2 separate regions of the Homo sapiens genome follow, and region 1 is linked to region 2. A link is an interaction called in ENCODE POLR2A ChIA-PET data of the cell type or tissue named here. Cell type or tissue: MCF 10A. All regions are shown on one strand. Links, peaks and the distances in the headings refer to the core of each region. The heading gives the core; the rest is flanking DNA. Region 1 has its middle 62 kb from the start of IL22RA2. Region 2 overlaps IL22RA2 (interleukin 22 receptor subunit alpha 2).

Region 1 (11,082 bases), core at 2,426-7,425, 49 kb after region 2:
GAATTTTGTTTTTGCTTCAAAAAAAAAAAAGCTGGCAAAAAAAGAGTGATGCTGATATACTGTTTGTCCCTTTGACTCAACCTAAAATGCTTCTAAAATCAACACTCAAAAGCAATACTAACCACTACCCTAATTCAATCAACATCAAAAGATAGGAAAAAATAAAACTTTATATCAAAAATTTCAAGACTGTTTGGGCATGCCATACCCATCTTAGCTTAAGTCTCAACCAATCTCCCTCTTCTTATCCCAACACATGCACACACAACATACACACAACACATACACAACCCCCAAACACATACCACACCATACACCACATATACATCACACTACATACACACCACACACAGAAAACACACTACATACACACTTCACACACACCACATACCACACCACATACACACCATACACATATACCCACCACACACAATGCATTACACCATACACTCACATACCACATACCACATACACACACACTACACACAGACCACATACCACATGACACACACATATCACATCAAACACGCATACATACATACATAAATCTTTTCCTCTGGATGATCCAGCTAGAGGATCTCACTAATCCCCTAAAAGCACTATCTCTCTTCACTAAGCTCTGCTTTGTCACTGTTGAAAGATATTTGTTTTTTGGCTCTGTCACCCAGCCTGGAGTGCAATGGGGCAATCTCAGCTCTCTTCAACCTCCGCCTCCCAGGTTCAGCAATTTTCCTGACTCAGCCTCCTGAGTAGCTGGGACTACAGGCACGTAGTCCCTGGCTAATTTTTTTTTCTTTTTTTTTGAGACGGTGTCTTGCTCTGTCACCCAGGTTGGAGTGCAGTGGCACGATCTCAGCTCACTGCAACCTCCACTCCTGGGTTCAAGCAATTCTCCTGCCTCAGCCTCCAGAGTAGCTGGGATTACAGGTGCCCACCAACATGCCCGGCTAATTTTTGTATTTTCAGTAGAGACGGAGTTCCACCATGTTGGCCAGGCTGGTCTCGAACTCCTGACCTCAGGTGATCCGCCCGCCTTGGCCTCCCAAAGTGATGGGATTACAGGCATGAGCCACCATGCCCGGCCTGTTGAAGGATATCTTGGTAGGTCAAAAAATCATTTACTGTAATGAAAATGAGATATGGCACAAGGATAAATTTGGAAGATTAATGTGGAGCCATAACCTCAAAAATATCATTACCTTTCATTCAATCCATAGTAGCAGTGACAGTTCTCACCGTTCACAATTCTCAGATGCATCCCAACCCTCAGATTTAGGTCTCTAACACTAATCTCCAATTCAAAGCTACAGGACTCTTCAATGAGTCCGTATGGAAGAAAAAACCCAGATGTTTCTTACGACACTATTTTTGTCATAAGAAAATCGGGGCAGAGCTAAAAGGTTGAAGTAGAAGGCAGCTTACTTCCCGTCAGCCAAGTTATGCCAATTTGAGAATGAGTTCAAAGCAAAGCTCAAAAGAGAAAAGTCAGCATAACATGCAGAAAAAAATTGGTTGTAATAATAAAATGAAAAGAATTGGTTTTAATTTTTAATGACTTTTAAATATATAACATATAAAATATAAAAATATTTTAAAAATGTATATAAATACAAATATAAAAATATTGAAGAAATCATGAATATATGAAAAGGTGATATGGAGATTTTGTTCTTCAATTAAGCATCTCTATATATTTCAAACTGTATATGTATTTGTTTCTGCCTATGTAAACAGGAAAGGGTGAACAAAAACATGTGAGCGAACCAAACAATCCCAGAAAAGTAGGAACCCTGCCAAGAACAGGAAGATCTGATCAGCTCTGCTGATTTTATACAACAGGCAGAGAGAGGAAGGCCCAGCACATGTGGGTTCTCATAGTAAGATCAATTACAAAGAGAGGCCGCAGGAGGCTTCCAAAAGGACATATTCACCAAATGTTCTAGAGAAGAAAACTACCCAGAAAAACTCAATCTCCTACTTTCTAGGGAAGGAAAATTTCTACTAATTATAGCTACTAATTTTAATAAAATACTAATGATAAACACTTGTATTTTTAAAATATCAGGAATCTATGTCTATATACCAAAATGTACAGCTATTCTCAAAAACTTAAAGGATACCCCATTTGAAGAAAGACACATCTCAAAAACTGAGAATCTTCATAAAAGGCAAGGACCTGCGAGTTCCATAATGAAATGAGTACGTTTTTATAAAACAGACTCAGCCTGTTATCAACACTTGGGTTTGAATTTCTTGGATGTTGCCACTCAAAAACTTGTGATTTCTACCAAAGAACCTGCAATGTCAGCTATCCTGCAATAACCTTCATTTTTCTTTGGGTCCGGTAGGGTTACAAAAATCATAAGCTAGTAATAAAACAATGGCTGGCAGGATTATTGAAACCCCTAGAAAATGTAAAAAATAAAACCCTAGGAATGTGCAGGATAAGAACAAAAAGTAATATTTTATCTCTTCTGCTCATAATCATTTTGGTATAACATCTTTAATTGGTTTTGTAAACTTTGCAATGTTTTATACATTTGTGTTTCTTATGGGATTTAAAGTACTTATGAATCTTCATTTAAATTAAAATGTAAAGGCCTTTAATTAAATGTTTAATAAATGTTTAAATATTTGGTGGAATCTAATTGGTAAAACTCATAAGACTTTTTTTTATTACTTGTGTAAGTGCCATGTAATCCTTTAGGGAAATGTCACCTTTTTAAAAATGGCAATTGATTGGCAGGGTACGGTGGCTCACGACTGTAATTCCAGCATTATGGGAGGCTAAGGTGGGTGGATCACCTGAGGTCAGGAATTCAAGACCAGCCTGGCCAACATGGTGAAACCCCATGTCTACTAAAATTACAAAAAAATAGCCAGGCGTGGTGGCACATGCCTGTAGTCCCAGCTACTCCACAGGCTGAGGCAGGAGAATCACTTGAACCCAGGAGGCGGAGGCTGCAGTAAGCTGAGATTGCACCACTGCACTCCAGCCTGGGTGACAAGAGCGAGACTCTGTCTCAAAAAAAAAAAAGGCAATTGATTAATAAATTTAAATTATTTATTAATTGAACATTAAACAACCATTAAGAACATATTTTCTTCAAACATTAAAGCTCCTAGGAAGTTAAACAATCTGTCAACCTCCTTCTGCTCTGAGTCTCATGGCCTCAGTAGCACTAGATCCAGTCTCAGTTAAGGTGACCTAATTACTACAGATGATTTGACTCAGTAAAAATACATTGAACATATATTGTACACCACATCCAATGTGCTGGCATGTGTAACCCATAACTCGAAACACCTGCTCTCTTGACCAATACCAGTTATACCACAGGAATAACTGTAGTTCACATCTCTTACCCTATGTCTAGAAATAAAGTAGGGTATAGAGTGATGGATTCTGCTATGGAGTATGCCAGAGAGACAGCTTCAGACATCAATGAGGACTTGCGAGGTAGAAGTGCTTAAAAAGAGAAAAGAAAAATCTATTTGCCAAATCGTTCCTTCCTCACAGCATTAAACTAATAAATGTTTGCATCATGAAGCACCACGTTCCAGCAGCATCCATTTACTTGCTTCTGTTCATGCTCCAAAACATGTTTTAGAGGCTTTCACAAACTAGTGTGAGATGTGCAGCAGTTGCACATAGTAGTAGCTAAGAAATACTTTTCCACATTGAACAATTCATTTTTTTCTTAAAACTATATCTAATAGGTGTAGATGTAATATGTCAATTACTTATCTAGACAACTAAAGCAAGATGGAACACTATAATTATAAATTGTGTTATTTTCATTAATATATGTAGTAAGATTTAATTAAAATTACAAAACATTGTTTCAGCTTAGACCATCTTGATTCTAAAATCTCACCAATTGTACATATAATTTATTATTTAATTTTATTTTACCTTTTATTTTAACAAGATATCCCAAATACGTTAGTGAAAAATAACTTTTTAAAAATGAAATTATAATTTTTATATTTCCCTTTATTATTTATTTTAATTATAGATAGATATAAATATATTTAAAATCCAAACAGTCTGAACACAATTATATTTTTTAATACTAAATCATTGAGAATAACTACAAGTCAAGAATATGGTAGGAATTGATCATCTGGATTTCATAATATAAAACAAATCTTATATAATTTTTTCATCTGTGTAATGATAGACTTGATCAAACATGTATCAAAGGGGTGGGGGATGGGAGTTGAACAATGAGAACACGTGGACACAGGGAGGGGAACAACACACACTGGGGCCTGTTGGGGGAGGTGGGGTAGTGGGAGGGAGGGAGAACATTAGGAAAAATAGCTAATGCATGCTGGGCTTAATACCTAGGGGATGGGTTGATAGGTACAGCAAACCACCATGGCACACATTTACCCATGAAACAAACCTGCACATCCTGCACATGTACCCCAGAACTTAAAATTTAAATTTAAAAAAAGGAGATGGGGGAGGTAAAAAGAAAAAGATATGTAAGAACATCTTCAAAGAAATGGTTAGCTTAAACTCAAAATCTGAAAACAATGGGAGAAACTAGACTTTAAAATCTTTCATAAAAATTTAATTACTGGTGAAAACAATGAAAATAAGCAAGAAAAATATTATCAAATGCACAGCTTAATCAGTTCAGACAGAATCCCTGCAACTTCACATTCTTTATTAAATGAAGAAGTAATTACTGATCATAACACATCACTTGCACACATAAAATTATTTAACTGAAAAGACTGAACAAATGGTAGTCAATCAATAGTATTAAAGGCAAGAAAACACCAACAGAAAACACCGATGTGATGTTCTTAAAACAGTAATATTTTATGTCTATTTAATCAAGTATAATGATGCTTATCTGGAAATAATAGCAAAATAGTTAAAGAAAACAAACAATGGGAATTTTCTAGACTCTTCTAAAGCCGCTCGTGATGGCAGCACAAGGGTACAGTTGAGGCAGGAGCACAAGTCTGTGTTTCTACCACTCAATATGGCAGAGACAGCGATTTTCTCATGAGACGAATTGGTAGCTGGGTATGAGCTGTCTTGAAGGAACTCAATACAAGAGGGCTACTGGAGCTGGAAGACTCCGGGAGGAATTTGCTGTAGGGTAGGCTACTGAGGGCTGAAACTTGAGGGGTCACAAAGCGTCAGTAGGTGTGGTAGCCAGATTCCAAGACTGCCCCCAAAATCCCTGCCTCCTACGATTCACACCCTGTGTAGTCCCCTCCCGTATTATATCAGACCTGACCATTATAGCAGAAATGAGAGCATGTCACTTTTGAGACTGAGTTATAAAAGACACTATACACAGTATTCCCCACCCCGTCTATCCACGGAGGATCTGTTCCCCAGTGGAAAACCTTCGGTGGATGCCTGAAACTGCAGATAGTACAGAACCCTACATACGCTATGTTTTTGCCATCTGATAATTGACCCAGCTACTAAGTGACTCATGGCTGGGCAGCACATACAGTGTGAATCCACTGGACGCAAGAATGATTCATGTTCCAAGCAGGATGAAGCAGGACAGTGCAAGATTTCATTATGCTACTCAAAATGGCATGCAACTGAAAACTTACAAAGGGTTTATTTCTGAAATTTTTCACTTAAGAGTTTTGGCCTGCAATTGGCAGTGGTAACTGAAATTACAGAAAGCGAAACCCAGTTAAGAGGGTACTACTGCATATCTACATATCTATACTTCTATTTCTATCTCTATCTCCAATCTTTATCTCTCAGATCACTCCTCTAAGTAAAACCAGCTGCCATGTCATGAGCAACCTTATGGAGAAATCCATAATGTGATGAACTGAAGCCTTCTGCCAGCAACCACCTGAATGAGCTTGGGTTTCTGTTTATATCCTCCAGCCTCAGTTAAGCCTTAAGAAGACTGTATCCCCAGCTCAGCTTGAATGCAACTTCATGTACCAACTAATCTGTTCCAAATTCCCAACTCTCAATTATATGAGAAAGCAAATCTTTGTTGTCTTAAATTGCTACCTTTAGGGATAATTTGCTATGCAGCAATAGATAAGTAGATTAGACAGATAATTCCTCAAGGAATTGTGCAGGATGGATAGATAGCCTTACAGGAGCAAAGAAAGAAATCACTAACATGCTTTACAAATTATTCACCTGTTGATGGACACTTGGGTCACTTCCATTTTTTGGCTATTACAAATCATGCTGCTATGAACATGGGTGAACAAATCTCTCTTCAAGTCCCTGCTTTAAATTCTTTTGGGTGTATACCCAGAAATGGCATTGCTGAATCATATGGTAATTCTATTTTTAATTTTTTTAGGAACCACCATGCTGTTTTCCATAGAGACTGCACCGTTTTACACTTCCATTAACAGTGCTTCATTCCAATTTCCCACATTCTCACCAATACTTGTTATTTTGGGTTTTTTTCTAATAGTAGCCATCCTAATGGGTATAAGGGGTTATATGGTTTTGATCTGCATTCCCCTAAATATTAATGATGTTGAGCATATTTTCATGTGCTTATTGATCATTTTTACATCTTCTTTGGAGAAATGTCTATACAGGTCCTTTGCCCACTTTTTAATCAAGTTTTTTGGTTTTCTTGTTTTTGAGTTGTAGTTCTCTATATATTTGGAATATTAACCATTTATCGTATATAGGATTTACAAACATTTTCTCCCATTCTGTGGACTGACTTTTCACTTTGTTGATTGTGTTTTTTGATGCACAGAAGTTTTTAATTTTGATGTAGACTAATGTATTTATTTTTTCTTTTGCTGCTATACTTTCAATAGTTTACCAGCCTTTGATCTACATGATCAACATGAGTGAAGAGAGACACTAAGAAAAAGAGGTGTTATCAGTGATGAAATAAAAGTTATTGAAACCTAAGGATGAAATGAACAGGTAAACTAAATCTGTATTGAATAGGATAAGGAATATCAATCTTAAAACCTTGAAGATTAAAAAAATGTTAACTGTGGGCCAAGTGCAGTGGCTCACGCCTGTAATCCCAGCACTTTGGGAGGCTGAGGCGGGCAGATCACAAGGTCAAGAGATCGAGACCATCCTGGCTAACACAGTGAAACCTCGTCTCTACTAAAAATACAAAAAAATTAGCCGAGCATGGTGGCGGGCGCCTGTAGTCCCAGCTACTTGGGAGGCTGAGGTAGGAGAACGGCATGAACCCGGGAGGCAGAGCTTGCAGTGAGCCAAGATCGTGCCACTCTGGGCAGCAGAGCGAGACTCTGTCTCAAAAAAACAAAAAAAAAGTTAACTGTATTAGTCCTAGTTCTTCAGAGAAACAAATCCAATAAGATAGATAGATAGACGATAGACAGATAGATGATAGATAGATAGATAGATAGATAGATAGATAGATAGATAGATAGACAGATATAAAAGGAGATTCATTATGGGAATTGGCTCACATAGTTACAGAGGCTGAGAAGTCCCACAATATGCCATCTGCTAGCTGGAGAATCAGGAAAGCTGATGATGTGTGACTCTAAAGGCCAGAAAAGCCAATGGTGTAACTCAGTCAAAGGCTGCTAGTCTGGGTCCCAGAGTCTGAAGGTCTGAGAACCAAAAGCTCCAATGTCCAAGGGCAGGAAGAGATGGGTGTCCCAGCTCAAGAAAGAGGAAACCCCTTCCTTCATCCACCTTTTTGTTCTATTCTGGCCCTCAACGAATTGGATGACACCTGCCCACGTTGGTGAGGGTGGATCTTCTTTACCCAGTCCACTGATTCAAACGTTAATCTATTCCCAAAACACCCTCACAGACACACCTAGAAATAATATTTTGCCAGTTATCTGGGAATCCTTTAGCCCTTTTGGGTTGATGTCTGAAATTAACCATCACATTAACTAATATTCACTTTATTAAGTCAAAACATCTCAGTGTGTGCATTGTGTTTAAAGGACATCTTAATACAGGATCATCTATAGCTCTGCACATGGCTCAAACTGGGCATGAACATAGAATTCCCACACAGTGAACTTAACATAAGATATTCAGAACAGAGGGGCCATGGCCAGCCCATTAAATTCCACAATTCATTTGCTAAGAGCCTAGAAATCTTATGAAGCACCTAATTTCTTTTTCTGAATAATAATAATATTTCCATTTCTAGAAAAATCTATTAATTCTGTGATCCAGATTACTGTTTCTAACATAATGCACCTATTAAATGAAACATAGTCCCTTGAATCTTTGGCAATAAATGCACCATCTGAAAGGAAATACCAATTCTAAACTCCAAGCCAAAGGAACATATGCAATGCTTACATTGTTTTTGGTATGCTTCAATTCTACCTTTTAAGTTATGAAGCTGTTTGAAATTCTAGTTCACACATAAGAAGATTCTAGGCCATCAGTGCAGCAAATACAGAATTTCCTCATCATTTAGGAAATTAAATCTATTAACATTTAGGGAAAAAAACTTTATATGAGCATTTGCCTGAAATTCAGGTGGTATTGAAACATTTCCTGCAATGAGAGAGAAAATAACACAGAAAATAAATGCTGCTTTAGTGACTTAAGTAATAATTGCATGCCGTCCCCTGGAGTGTTTTCTGTCCTTAGGAGCAGAACCCTATTGCACTTTGTTGGAGTGGAATGAGAGTAGGGATAATATATAAATACCTTTTAAAGAGGATCTAATAAAGTCACAAATAACAGAGTCAAATGGAGTACTAAGGGAAAGTAGGATCATTCAGACTAATCCTGTAACTTTGAGATTGACATCGAAAGCTTCAGATGTTTAAGTGGTTATTTCCTTGTTTGTGAAAGGTTTTGTTGGGAAAAGGCCCCCCAAAATCTGGCCATAAACTGGCCCAAAAAATGGCCATAAGCAAAATCTCTGCAGCACTGTGACATGTTCGTGATGGCCATGACACCCACGCTGGAAGGTTGTGGGTTTACCGGAATGAGGGCAAGGAACACCTGACCTACCCAGGGTGGAAAACCACTTAAAGGCGTTCTTAATCCACAAACAATAGCATGAGCGATCTGTGCCTTAAGGACATGCTCCTGCTGCAGATAACTAGCCAAACCCATCGCTTTATTTCAGCCCATCCCTTTGTTTCCCATAAGGAATACTTTTAGTTACTCTATAATCTATAGAAACAATGCTTATCACTGGCTTGCTGTTAATAAATAAGTGGGTAAATCTCTGTTTGAGCTTCTCAGCTCTGGAGGCTGTGAGACCCCTGATTTCCCACTCTACACCTCTATATTTCTGTGTGTGTGTCTTTAATTCCTCTAGCGCTGTTGGGTTAGGGTCTCCCCAACCGAGCTGGTCTTGGCAGGTTTGAGGGTGGCTGGAGACATGTACTAGAAACAATATACTGGACTGTCTGAATCATGAGTTTGATCCAAAGCGGTGCTTCCAATGTATATGTTTCCATGTGTGTCATGCATAAACATACACACACATCATTATGCTAATATATACATGTCTAGGCACTCACATGTACAACTGTGCATATCAATATTATTTTCTAAAGAGAAGAATTGTGTTTTCTTTTTCAAGATGTGAGAAATGTCCATTTTTTGCTTTTGCCCCAAATTTTTACTGTTTATAAAGTTTTACTACAGCTAAGGAATTTTGCAATGCCTGAGTAATAAGACAGATTATTACTAGCCATACTAACTTGGAAACCCCCTAGATGTTTCTCTTAAAACTTTGGTTTGGGGTGGTCAGATGTGGAAAGAAAAGGGGAAGAAATGCAGAAGATGTGAAAAGGAGTCTGATGGGAAAGTATGCCTTTCTGTATTCTACTACTAACTAAATCATGTTTCTCAAACTTTGGATACTTTTTTTTCCAAACATGCTTCTCAAACTTTAGAAACTTGAGAAGCTTTTTTCAAAATATACGTGTACAGCCCACAACACTGGAGATTCTTTCATGGAGTCTGGGGCAAGAATCAGCAAACTTTTTCTGTGTAAAGATTAGAGAGTAAATATTTTAGACTCAAGGCCATATAATATTTGTCAAAACCACTCAGTTCAGCCGTTGTAGGGCAAAAGCAGCCATAGACCATATGTTAACAAATGAGCATGACTGTGTTCCAATAAAATGCCATTTACAGGACAGATTTGGCCTCCAAGCTGTAGTTTGCCCACCTGTGGTGTTCAGTGACACCCAGGAATACTATACTTGGAAAAGTGTTATGCATCTATAAAATTCTCATTAAAATTTATTTTTAAAACTTACCAAAAACTCAACAGGAAAGTTATAAAGGGTTAGAATAGGCAGTTCCAAAACTAGAGAGAGATGAGAGAGAGAGAGAGAGAGACAGAAGGAGGGAAGGAAGGAAGGAAGGAAGGAAGGAAGGAAGGAAGGAAGGAAGGAAGGAAGGAAGGAAAGGAGGGAGGAAGGAGGGAGGGACCGGGTGCAGTGGCTCACGTCTGTAATCCCAGCACTTTGGGAGGCCAAAGCAGGTGGATCATCTGAGGTCGGGAGTTCGAGATCAGCCTGGCCAACATGGTGAAACACCATCTCTACTAAAAAATACAAAAATTAGCTGGGCATGGTGGCAGGCGCCTTAATCCCAGCTACTTGGGAGGCAGAGGCAGGAGAATCATTTGAACCCAGAAGGTGGAGGTTGCAGTGAGCAGAGAAAAAGCCATTGCACTCAAACCTGGGGGACAAGAGAGAGACTTCTCTCAAAAAAAAAAAAAAGGAAGGAATGAAGGAATGAAAAGAAAGAAAGAAAAAGAAAAAGGAAGGAAGGAAGGGAAGGAAGGGAGAAAGAAAATGATTTTATAAAGGAAGGAAAAAATGCTAAACATAATTTTTTAAATGCAAGCTAAAACAAGACACCATCTTTTACCTAATAAATTGGCAAAAACTAAAAAGTCAGATAAGACGCAATTTTGTGAAGCCATGGGGAAGCCAGCACCCTTAGTATGAGGATAGGATAATACAACTTCAGAGGGCAGTTTGGACACAAATTATAAAATTACAGGGCACAAATATTTATGTATAAAGAGGGATTATAATAGCAATATATTGGAAACAATCTAAAAATCCTCCAAGAGGGACATGGTTGAAAAATTACCGTATATCTGT
Region 2 (11,082 bases), core at 3,640-8,639:
TTGTCCACTGGTCCTGGGTGGTGGCTGCTTCTGGTTTCAGCCGGCTATGATGAACCCAAGGTATGATACCTGCAACTTTAACAGCAGTGGGAGTAGACAAGATCACAATATGGGGACTATCCCATAAAGGCCCTAAAGTGGTTGGGTTCCATTGTTTGACCCAGACAGAGTCTCCAGGTTAGAAGGGTTGTACTGCATCTGTGAGGCTAACAGGTATTCTTTCTCTTACCCATCCTTGCATTTCCTGCGAGACCTCACCTAAGGCTTGCATTTGCCTTCTTAAGGTTAATTCCCCAATTTTTTAAATCCCCGTTTATCTGAGTTATGATCAGGGTGTCGGCCAAACACTATCTTATAGGGTGAATACCCAGTTAATTTAGTAGGGGTGCACCTGACTCAGAGAAGGACCATGGGCAGCACCTGATCCCATCTTAGATGAGTTTCATGGCAAAACTTTTTTAACGGCTGTTTGAGTGTCCGGTTTATTCTTTCAACTTTCCAGAACTCTATGGGTGATAAGCTGTATGCAGTTTTCATTTGATTTTTAACCTCTGTGTTAGCTGTTGTACTATTTCTGCCACAAATGCTGGGCCATTGTCTGATCCTAAAGTTAGAGGCAGTCGAAATCTAGGAATAATGTCCTTTAGTAAGATTCTGGTTACTTCCCGAGCTTTCTTTGTCCTGGTGGGAAATGCCTCAACCCACCCTGAGAAAGTGCAGACAAACACTAGCATGCACCGGTAGCCTCCGGTTCGAGGCAGCTCAGTAAAGCCCACATGCAGGTTTTCACAGGGTGTAGCTCCAGTTTCTTGAATCCCTGGGGGCCATGTTGGCCCCTGCTGTGGATTGTTTGGGGCACAAGTTAAACATTACTCATAAATGGCTCGAGTGATGGCAGTTAGGCTCAGCAATAGAAATGCCATCCTACAAGAGTCTCTAATGCAGTTTTTCCCATATGTGTTCCTTGATGAAACTGTTTTATGAACCAGGGGCTATTGCTTCTGGGATAGCTGGCGAGCCTCCCATTTGAGAACTTCCACCAACTTCCTTTCTGGTAACTTCCACTTTCCTGCTCAAACCAAGCCTTTTCATTAGAGGAGTAGTTAGGGGGTTCTGTAAGAGGAAGCTCCAATAAGGGCATGGTAAGGGTTTCCTCTTCCTTCTTAGTTATCGCTGTCATTGCAGCTCTTTTGGCTTCTCTTTCTGCCTTTCTGTTTTCTCTGGCCTTGTCATGTCCTCCTGTTTGATGCCCTTTGCAATGGATGACTGCTACTTCTTTTGGAGCCCATACAGCTTCTAAGAGCTGCTCTATTTCCTTTTTATTTTTGATTTCCTTTCCTTCAGTAGTTAACAATCCTCTTTCCTTATATATGGCTCCATGGGCATGCAAAGTGGCAAAGGCATACCTTGAGTCAGTATAGATGTTTACCGACTTTCTTTGGCCAAAAGCAACACCCTAGTGACAGCTATTATCTCAGCTCTTTGGGCTAAAGTTCCGGCCGGCAGAGGGCAGGTTTCAGCTGCTGAATTCAGTGTTACCACTGCATATCCAGCCCAACTGATAAACCTTTAGATATGAAGCTGCTTCCATCAGCAAAGTATTTAACATGTGGGTCTTTTAAGGGCTAGTCCTTTAAGTCTTTTCAGCTTGAGAAAACTTCATCCACAGTTTCCACACAACAGTGATACCCTGGGCCACACAATGGGGGCTTTCCATGCTCCGCCCATTCTATCAGCAGCAGTGTGGCCGGATTTAGAGTATTCATAGTCTCCAAGGTTAGGTAGGGGATTTCACACAAAAGCCCTTGATATCTTAACATTCTAGGGTTAGAAAGCCAGCAATGTCCCCTCTGCTCCATCAGAGTGACAACCGTGTGGGGCACCCAAATTATTACCATTCCTCTGTTGTTGGGACAGTAAGGGTCTTTATCATGGCTTTTCTTTGACCTAGATTTAGAGTCATGTGCCCTTCTGGTATAAAGGAGATTTGTGCTTGCAATTTCTGGAGGAAATCTCTTCCTAACAAGGGCACCGGAAAATTTGGCATTCATTCTTCTAGTGTCCCATCTGCTTGCATCTCACACATTGATCTCCCTTAAGCCTAAGTTGGCCCTCTTGTCCTGGCTTAGCTTCCTGGTTTTACCTAGTTTGTCCTCTATCATGACCGCAACCACGACCACATCCTCTCACAAAACCAGTTTCTCTTCCAACTAAGGCCACCGCCAGCAAGTCTGCCTTTTCCTTAGCTCTGCATCTAGCTTTTCTCTTGGCCTCCTCCTTCTGATTTACAAACACCTTAGTAGCCACCTGGATAAGCTGGGTAATATTCACACCTTCAAACCCTTCTAACTTCCGATGTCTTCTTGCACCTGGCTTACAAATGCCACATTAACCATACACTGATTACCCGCAGCCTCTGGGTCAAGTGGCATGTAAAGCTGGTAAGCCTCGCACAGCCTCTCATAAAATTCACCGGGACTTTTATCTGGCTTCTGGCGAACCTCTGAGACCTTTCCGATATTGGTGGCCTTTTTCTCTCCAGCGTTTATTCCATTTAGGAGTGCCTCTCAATACTGCTGCAAACTTGTAGCCCTTGAGCCTGGTTAGGGTCCCAGCCTGGGTCAGCCTCTATCAGGAGTGCTTGTTGTGTATACTGCCTGATATCTCCTGTGCTTGAAGATGCATTTTTCTCCAGCCACTGGAGAGCAGCTTGTATAACTCTACGGTGCTCTTCCATATTAAATAATGACAGAAAAAAATGTTTACAATCAACCCAGGTAGGATTGTGAGTTAGGAAAATGGACTGCATTAGATCTATAAGAGCCTGAGGCTTCTCTCTATAGGAGGGAGTATGTTGTCTCCAATTTAAGAGATCAGTAGTAGAGAAGGGCTGATAAAAGAAGAGCTGTTCTCCCCCTTGGACTTCATTCTGTGCATTCAAATAAATTTGTCCCCATGTTTCTCAGAGTGGCATCTGCATTGCTTGGGCACGGACCGACCTAAGGCGGCCGACCTCATCACCCTGGAGTTCCTCCCTTGGCTTTTCAGTCAAGGGCTCTGGCTCCTCTCTGCGTGGTGTTGCCTGAGGGGTGCTTCCTTCTGAGTCTGAGTCTCCGGAGGCAGCCGGGGCAGCCTTCTGTCTAAGCTTTGCCAGAGGTGGATAAATTGGTGCATAGTGGGGTGGAATTTCTAACTCTTCAGGCGGGGCCTGTAGGACAGGTTTTTACTGCTTTTCCTGTGACTTTTCTTTTTCTGATGCCTTGCAGTTTCTTTCTATTGTTCCTGGTTTTGTCTTGGCCGTTAGAGTCTTACAGTAGATCTCAAAGTAGGCCTGCAGCCACTTAGGGAGGGTCTGAATTATACTTAGCCAGGAGTCAATATACGGAAACTGATCCAGGTGCCCGGGCTGTTCTCCAAGCCTGGTGACCACCCGAAACACTCGGCCAATTATCTCCCTGTCTATTGTCCCCTTGGCTGGCCACCCTACATTAAAAGATGGCTATTTTATCTCAAAAAAGTTCTCAGTTTCTGTGAAGTTAGCTTAACCCCATAGTCACCATTAAAACTTTTTTTAAAGTTTTTCAGCACGCACTCCAGTGGAATAGGCTTTGACGCTTTTCCTCCTGTTTCCTCCCTTGTGATGCACTTTCACTCTCACTTTCACTCTTGGATCCACCAGACTGGGTCCTATTACAGGAGGTTCGGACACTGCTTAGCCAGGAGCATGCCTTAATTCCTGTCACAGCTAGCTGCAGCTGTGGAGCTGGTCCTCTGGGCCGTATGCAGTGTCCTAGGTCTGGTTTTTCCCACACTCGCCTGGGAGCACACAGTCCACGCTAAGAGATCTGTGCCTCCCCACATCAACCCCGCCTTGGTCTCTCCCGAGACCATCTCTTTTACACACTTTCACACACCTCCCCCATCCCCAAAATGGTTTTCCTTTCTGACCGACTCATGAGCCCCACTTACGTCTGGTGTCAATTAGGGTGTGAGTTTCATCTGAATCAATGGGCCTCTCCCATTGTCCCAACCCCCTCGGGTCAGACTAGTTGTCATGCCCTTGGAGGTGACCAGGCTCCCCTTCCATCCTTATGGGACGGGTCTTGCCTTAGGGCCCAAACCTTACTGCAGTTCATATGTCTATGCACTGTTCTTGTGACTGTCCTGCAACCCTTTCCACTGGTTCCATTTGCACTGTTGGAGGAAGGCTCCAGAACGTGGAAGGGCTGTTCTCCTTCTGGGCTAAAACTCTCCCGGTGGCACCAAGGACCCCAGATTTCCCATGTCCTGGGGCTCTAACCCACAGGCAAAGGAGACGAAAATCTGCCATCTCCAATCCCAGACTGGTCCCCGGAAATGTTGTGGGACAACCAAAGATTGGAGAGACCGAAAAAGGTTCAGGAGAGTTTACTAAATTAAGGTGATCAGTAGCACATATGTCCAGAAAGTCTGAGCCCTGAGCAAAGGGCTTTTCCTACGTTTAAACATCTTAAGGTGGGAACTACATGAGGCAGGAAGCGAGATACAGAAGCAAGAAACAAAGGCAGCATTACAACATTTGTTATATTTTGAGAAAGACATGTCTTGCAACCTAAACTTATCAGTCTTGTGACCCTGCAGTCATGCAGGAACTCACTGGGCCTGTAATAAACTCTGAGGAATGTGGATTTGGGAAGTATAGATAAGGTCCACTGTCCACAGAGAGAAGACAGGCTGTTAATATTCCCTTTTAACTTGAGTGTAAGGTGGGGGGTCACACTTTGCAGCAACTTTAAGAGGATTTTAAAATTTCTATTACTACTACTACTATTAGGTTATAGTTGATTTCCTTAATTCCTTCTTCAGGTCTACAGGGTAATGGCATGAGGGTCCACCATCTTGTCTTGCCACTGTCCAGGACACACACATGGCTCTGTTCATAAGTCCCTACGAAATGTTTCTTTCTGAGAAACTGGATATGTCAGCCTTTTTCTTTGACCTCTCAGCTTCCTTGGACTTTAAGGGTAGGTTTGCACAGACCTGTTCACTATGGAACATGACTTTTTTGTTCTTTCATGTATAATTTTAGTATCTCTAAACACGTGTAGTAAAAAAAAATGGTAAGAAGAATGATATAATGAATCATAGACAGAGAACAGATGACCTGCTTCAATCAGATTTCAAAGACAATGTGAAAAAGATCTAATGTAGCTCAAAAGGAGTGTCTTCCCCATTCATCTTTTTAAGGAATCATGTGGTTTGACAGGCTCAAAATCTTTCTCCAGCTCACTGGAAACTGGGTGTGAAAATGGAAGAGGAAGAGGCATTAGCTAAATGGAGCCCAGGACCACTATGGAGTGGGAAAGGCTGAAGAGTACGGCAGGGAGCCCCGTGGAGAGCCAGATGCAGTGGAAGGGTATGGGGCATAGCAGGGAGATTAATTGGGGACCTACCAAAAAGAGAGGAAAAGAGTGAATCAACGATAGACCCCTCTTGCTTTGAACCACTGCCAGGGGCCCCGATAGCTGCAAATGCCAAGCACATTACTCAAAATCACCCTGGCAGCCAAGTCCTAGTCCTTGGCAGCCTCTCCGCCTCCTGGGGCCAGATTCCCTTAAGGCCCCACTAGTTGTTTCATTCACTCACCTGCTTGCCACTTGCACAATCCCTGCACTGCCCTGCCCTTCAGATCTGCCCATCCTCAGTGTTTTACCTTTCTGCAGCTAATGAAGCCCCAACAAAAAACGAGCTTCCCAATAAAACGAGCTTCCACATAAAAGTGACAGCAAATGTTTTTTGAAGTGATTTTTATACTTTCATATTTTTCCTAAAATAAAATAATATAATGTAGTATCAAAATAAAATTGTAGTTGCTTCAAGGAACCATCTGCCTTAAACCCGGGAGTGATTGTCTGTTTGTGGATTTTACAGTTTCCTCTTTGGTCCTGAGCTGGTTAAAAGGAACACTGGTTGCCTGAACAGTCACACTTGCAACCATGATGCCTAAACATTGCTTTCTAGGCTTCCTCATCAGTTTCTTCCTTACTGGTGTAGCAGGTAAGTGCTTTGTTTCTTTTTAATTGCTCATAGCTTTGTCATCTGAGTCCAATCAAGGATCTGTTGGAAATGGCACTGGTGCTTTTTTGAACTTTATAAAGGCTGCAGCTTTTGATGTCACTAAATGATCAGAGCAGGCATGGGGTTAGTGTCTATCTGCAGCTTGAATGACCCCACATGTACTTAATGAGTTCCCACTAAAGAAAAGGCTCTCTAGAGGGTGCAGAGACTTCATACAGAACAAATGTACATCCATTTCTCTCTCTCTCTCTCCTTCCCTCCCTCCCTCTTTCTTTCTCTCCCTCTCTCTTTCTCTCTGGCTCTCACTCACCTTAGAATGTCTTTTACCTTGAAGGAACACTAAATCATGGTGGTTACCAGCACAGGCTCCTAAGCCAAGCTATCATGGTCTGGATTTCAGATCTGCCATTTACCATCTAGGAAAACTTGGGAAATTTACTTAACACCCTCAATTTCCTCATTAGTAGAATGGGGATTCTAGGTCACTGTGAAGATTAAATCAATTAATATATGCCAAATGCTTAGAGAAGTGCCTGGCACAGGATAGGGACCACAAACAACAGGTGAGAATTTGCTTCTGGTATTCGTGGAGGAAACTGCAGGAGTGTAGAGCATCTTATCAGCACCACATACTTCTGAGCAAGCCTGTAAGAATGCAAGTTAACAAATGGGTACCTCTCAGTGTAAGTGATTTAAGTAACTTGCCAAGATGGTGCAGTTGTCCAGTGACTAATACATAAAAGCAATTCAAGCCTTCATCTTCCAGAAGTGTTTGGATTTGAGAAGACTCTGGTACTTGGTAACAGCAAGGGCACATTTAGCAAAATACGGCAGGAATTCAAATGCTACCAAAATGTTCCTGGCTCTGCATCTTACCAAACCTGTAACCTCGAGTAAGAGATGCAACTTTCTAAAGCCTCAGCTTCCTCATCTGTAGAATGCGATAATAAAAATATTTACCTTACTTGGTGGCTGTGGGAATTAAGTAAGTTGTAAAGCTTTGAACATAGTGCCTAACATAAGTTAATGTTCATATATGTTCAATGTTTGATGAATGCCGGCCAGAAGGAGGAGGAGGAGGGAAGAAGGAAGAAGATAAAGTATAGCCTCAGCTTCTAATTGGTCTGCCTCTTTCATTAGCTCCTCTCTCCCATGGCTTTGCTCTTGGTTTTCTGTTGGAGGGTAATGGCAGGCTCTGCACTCAGACTGTCTGGGTACAAAATCAGCTTCACCATTGGCTGCCTGGCAATCTCCTTCAGGTGTCCAAGGCTTCGTTTTTTCAGTCTGTAAGAGGAAGACCATAATGCACAGTACCTTCCTCACAGAAGAGCTGGGCAAATTAAATGAGTGAATGCAGATAAAAGTCCCTCAGTGCCTGGTGCAGTGTTATTACTGTTGGTGGTGGTAGCACTGATGTTACAAAAATGAGAGAAGAAATCCATAGACAGAGAGATTAAGGGCATTAAGCCATCTATCTTCATGTTAGCAAATCAATTCTAGGCAGGCCTTCAGGAAATTGTGCCTGTCATCTCCTGAAAACTTCTGGAATGTTTATGTTCTAAAGATGACTGATCAGGCAGTGATTTTTGTGAGCAAAATCAACTGTGGCTGTAGACTCTTTCCAAGAACACAACACCATTTGATGCACTGATGGTGGTCCAAACAATAAAAGTGAAAACAAATTAAAAAACAAATAACAGTATTCACACTATTTGGTTGGTAAGAAGAAAGGCCTGAGGAAACAGTCTTGTTCATTTGAAAATAACAAGTCTTGAAAGTTCAGAGCTGAGACCATGGGCTTGGAAGTGTTTTTTTAACCATCTCAATAACGTGATACATTTGAGCAAAGACTTGAAGGAGGTGGAGAAATGAGCCATGTGAAATCCAGGGGAAGAGCAGACCAGGAAAAGGGAAGGGCCAGTGCAGAGGCCCTAAGGCAGAGTCACTGGAGTCATGGTGGAGCAAGTGAAGGAGTCAACACTGCAAACACAGGGGTCGGGGTGACAGAAGATGAGGTCAGGGAGAAAACAGAAGATATGCTTCCTGGCCGGGTGCAGTGGCTCACGCCTGTAATCCCAGCACTTTGGGAGGCCGAGGTGGGCGGATCACTTGAGGTCAGGAGTTCGAGACCAGCCTGCCCAACATGGCAAAACCCCATCTCTACTAAAAATACAAAAAAATTAGCCAGGCATGGTGGCGGGCACCTGTAATCCCAGCTACTCAGGAGGCTGAGGCAGGAGAATCGCTTGAATCCGGGAGGCAGAGGTTGCAGTGAGCTGAGATCACGCCACTGCACTCCAGCCAGGGCGACAAGAGTGAAACTCCATCCAAAAAAAAAAGATATGCTTCTTGACTCCTCCTTCTGCCCAACTTCTTATCCCTTATAAAAAACCTTGAACCCTAAGTAAAATTTTGCCAAAATTCTCTTGCCTCCATGCAACTAAAGGCAAGCAAGGTTGTACCACCTATGTTGCCTGATTTGAGGAAGAAAGCACAAGTCATGCCAGTGCAAAATTATCCCATGCCATGCCATGATTAGTCTCAGAAACACTACCCCCCAGCAGGGTCTTGGGCAGTTTTCCTCATTAGCATGACCATTTCATCTGAGGGATTATGCTTGGATACTTGGAGCCAGGATGCAGGCAGGTAAATACAGCCATTCAGGAGTGGGACAGCAAAGGCAGACCTACCTGGAAGCAGGACCCAGAGATTGAGCAAGAACCTGCGAAAGGAGGGACTGAGTGCTGGGCTGAGGTCCTGGAGCCCAGAAGTGGTCACTAGCAAATTTTGCTTGAGTAGTACCAATATAGTGATTCCTAAGAAGATGGTTGGTGGTCTTAGTGTGGGTCTTTCATCTCAGTCATTATATTCCATCACTATTTGGGAACAAAATAAGAGCAATATTTTTTTTAATGCAATTTACTTCCCCCACAGCCTGGGAAATAGGGTGGGAAGGTATCACGTACATGTTTATGATCTGGAACTCATTATTCTGAGACTTTAGCGTGCATCAAAATCATTGCATTGAAGATTCAAAATGTTGATTTCTGGGCTCCACCTCTACTATCTGCACTTAGAGCAACTACTTTAGGGAATCCTGATGCAGGTATTCCACTGAAAACTACTGCTGGGAACAGCAGTGCTCCAAGCAACGTTCAATGTTCTTCCTTCTCTTATTATCTTAGGAACTCAGTCAACGCATGAGTCTCTGAAGCCTCAGAGGGTACAATTTCAGTCCCGAAATTTTCACAACATTTTGCAATGGCAGCCTGGGAGGGCACTTACTGGCAACAGCAGTGTCTATTTTGTGCAGTACAAAATGTAAGTAAATTGAGCCTCCTTCAGCTGATAGAGATGGCACTGGGATAACATGTTCTAGAATGCAATGGAGTGTTAGGATCCGAGCTTTTTTTCAGTTTCAGAGGGGTTGAGAAGAAGCCAAGGTCAGGATAACAGTGACTTGTCTCCCCTGAAGGCTGCCTGGGGACTCAAAATGCATGATGGTATGCAGTGCACTGGGCAGATACTTCAGCCCTAGACCTGCACCAAGACCTCACAGGCTCAGCCTTTGCCTCCATGGAGGAGCCTGGCACATGGTGGGTTCTCAATATAGATTTGTCAGGCGAATGTTGGAAGCAACTTATTAGCACATAGCGAGTACTCAGTGAGTGAAACTATCGGTAGTTGAAAAAGAAGTTGTGGCAAACATGGTGGTGAGTGTGTAAAATAAGGTTTTAATTTAAAAGTCACTTTCAGAGTGGATTTACTATTTAGAAAATTCCTTTCAAAAACTAATGACTCTCGTAAGCATGAACACAAACTGGAACACGCTGCTGCATGTTCCTCTCGTGTGATCCTCAGGCTACTCCTGCTGGATCATTGCCAAAACTCAGATATAATCTACTCCTTTCCTGGCTCAAGGCTTGGAAACAAACACTCTTGACTTGAAAATGTCAGGTTTTTCCACTCATATATTTCTGGGGGGGTGAGGGGGGTTGAGGCTCAATCCTGTCTCCTGACAGTGAGACAGGAGATATTACAGTTTAGCTTTCATGGTTTTTCAATAGAAATTCAGGAAATCAAATGCAGCTATGGCCAAAGTAGCAATTTTTATCCCATAAATTCATCCATGTCTCTCCAGCATGGGGTAGGTCCTAGGTCAGATTTTCCTGCTAATTAATTTCGGAAGGAATATCCCCAGAAGCATCTCCATCTTTAACCGCTACGACTTCTCTCTACATATTTTATGTAGCGATTGTAAAATGTACAAATCTTTACAATGAAGGTTTCTCCATTACAAAAGTAGATTTGTGCATTGCTGGAGATACTTTCAGCATGCAGAAAGTAAAGATTGGTACTCTTTTTATGCTTCCCCTGGAGTAGTATAAATAGGTCAAAAGTGGACCTATTTGTGGTCCAAAGTACTAAGAAGATTAGAAACTGTTTTACCATGAATCTAATGAAGATTAAACTTCAGGACCCCAATGCAAGGATTTTATATTTATAAATCTTTTCCTAAAGAGGACTCCCAAGCTGCTATGGTTTGAGTTTGTCTCCACCAAAATTCATGTTGAAATTTGATCCTTAGTGTGGTGGTGTTGGAAGTAGGGCCTCGTAGGAGGTGTTTGGGTCATGGGGATGGAGCACTCATGAATGGCTTGGTACCATTATTGCTGCAGTTGAGTGAGTTCTCACTCTTGCAAGACTGAATTTGTCATGGAAATGTTTCTATGAGAGTGGTTGTTGTAAAGCCAGGATGCCCCTTGAGTTTGGCCTCTTCACACGATCTGTTTTCCCCATTGACCTTCTCTAGCATGTTCTCATGCAGCATGAAAAGCTCTCACCAGAAGCCAAGTGGATGCTGGCAGCACATTTCTTGTAACTTCCCAGGCTGCAGAACATTGGCTAAGTACACCTCTTTTCCTTATCAATTACCTAGCCTCAGGTGTTCTGTTATAGAAACATTAAATGGACCAAGATTGTATAAATTTCAGACCCCAGAATACCTGAATCCATTCCTGTCTC

Evidence for each region. Peaks named below come from ENCODE experiments on the same cell type or tissue, not always from the same donor. Only the 100,000 strongest peaks of a DNase experiment are listed, where the experiment ranks them.
Region 1: POLR2A ChIA-PET joins it to region 2 with 5 read pairs; 5 of 35 experiments call an interaction of 5 or more read pairs at or near these places.

What each region holds. Positions count from the first base shown.
Region 1 is chr6:137,106,577-137,117,658 of GRCh38, reverse strand. No RefSeq gene overlaps it. Among named protein-coding and RNA genes, the nearest start is that of IL22RA2, 62 kb to the left of the region's middle. In MCF 10A, for the core only: no CTCF peak of the experiment used is centred there; a DNase peak (open chromatin) is centred at 5,498.
Region 2 is chr6:137,156,643-137,167,724 of GRCh38, reverse strand. It overlaps IL22RA2 (interleukin 22 receptor subunit alpha 2), which reads left to right. Exons shown (of 7, transcript NM_052962.3): 2 at 5,911-6,036; 3 at 9,243-9,378; 4 at 10,871-10,966. The coding sequence starts at 5,976. Among named protein-coding and RNA genes, the nearest start is that of IL22RA2, 11 kb to the left of the region's middle. In MCF 10A, for the core only: no CTCF peak of the experiment used is centred there; DNase peaks (open chromatin) are centred at 5,584 and 6,734.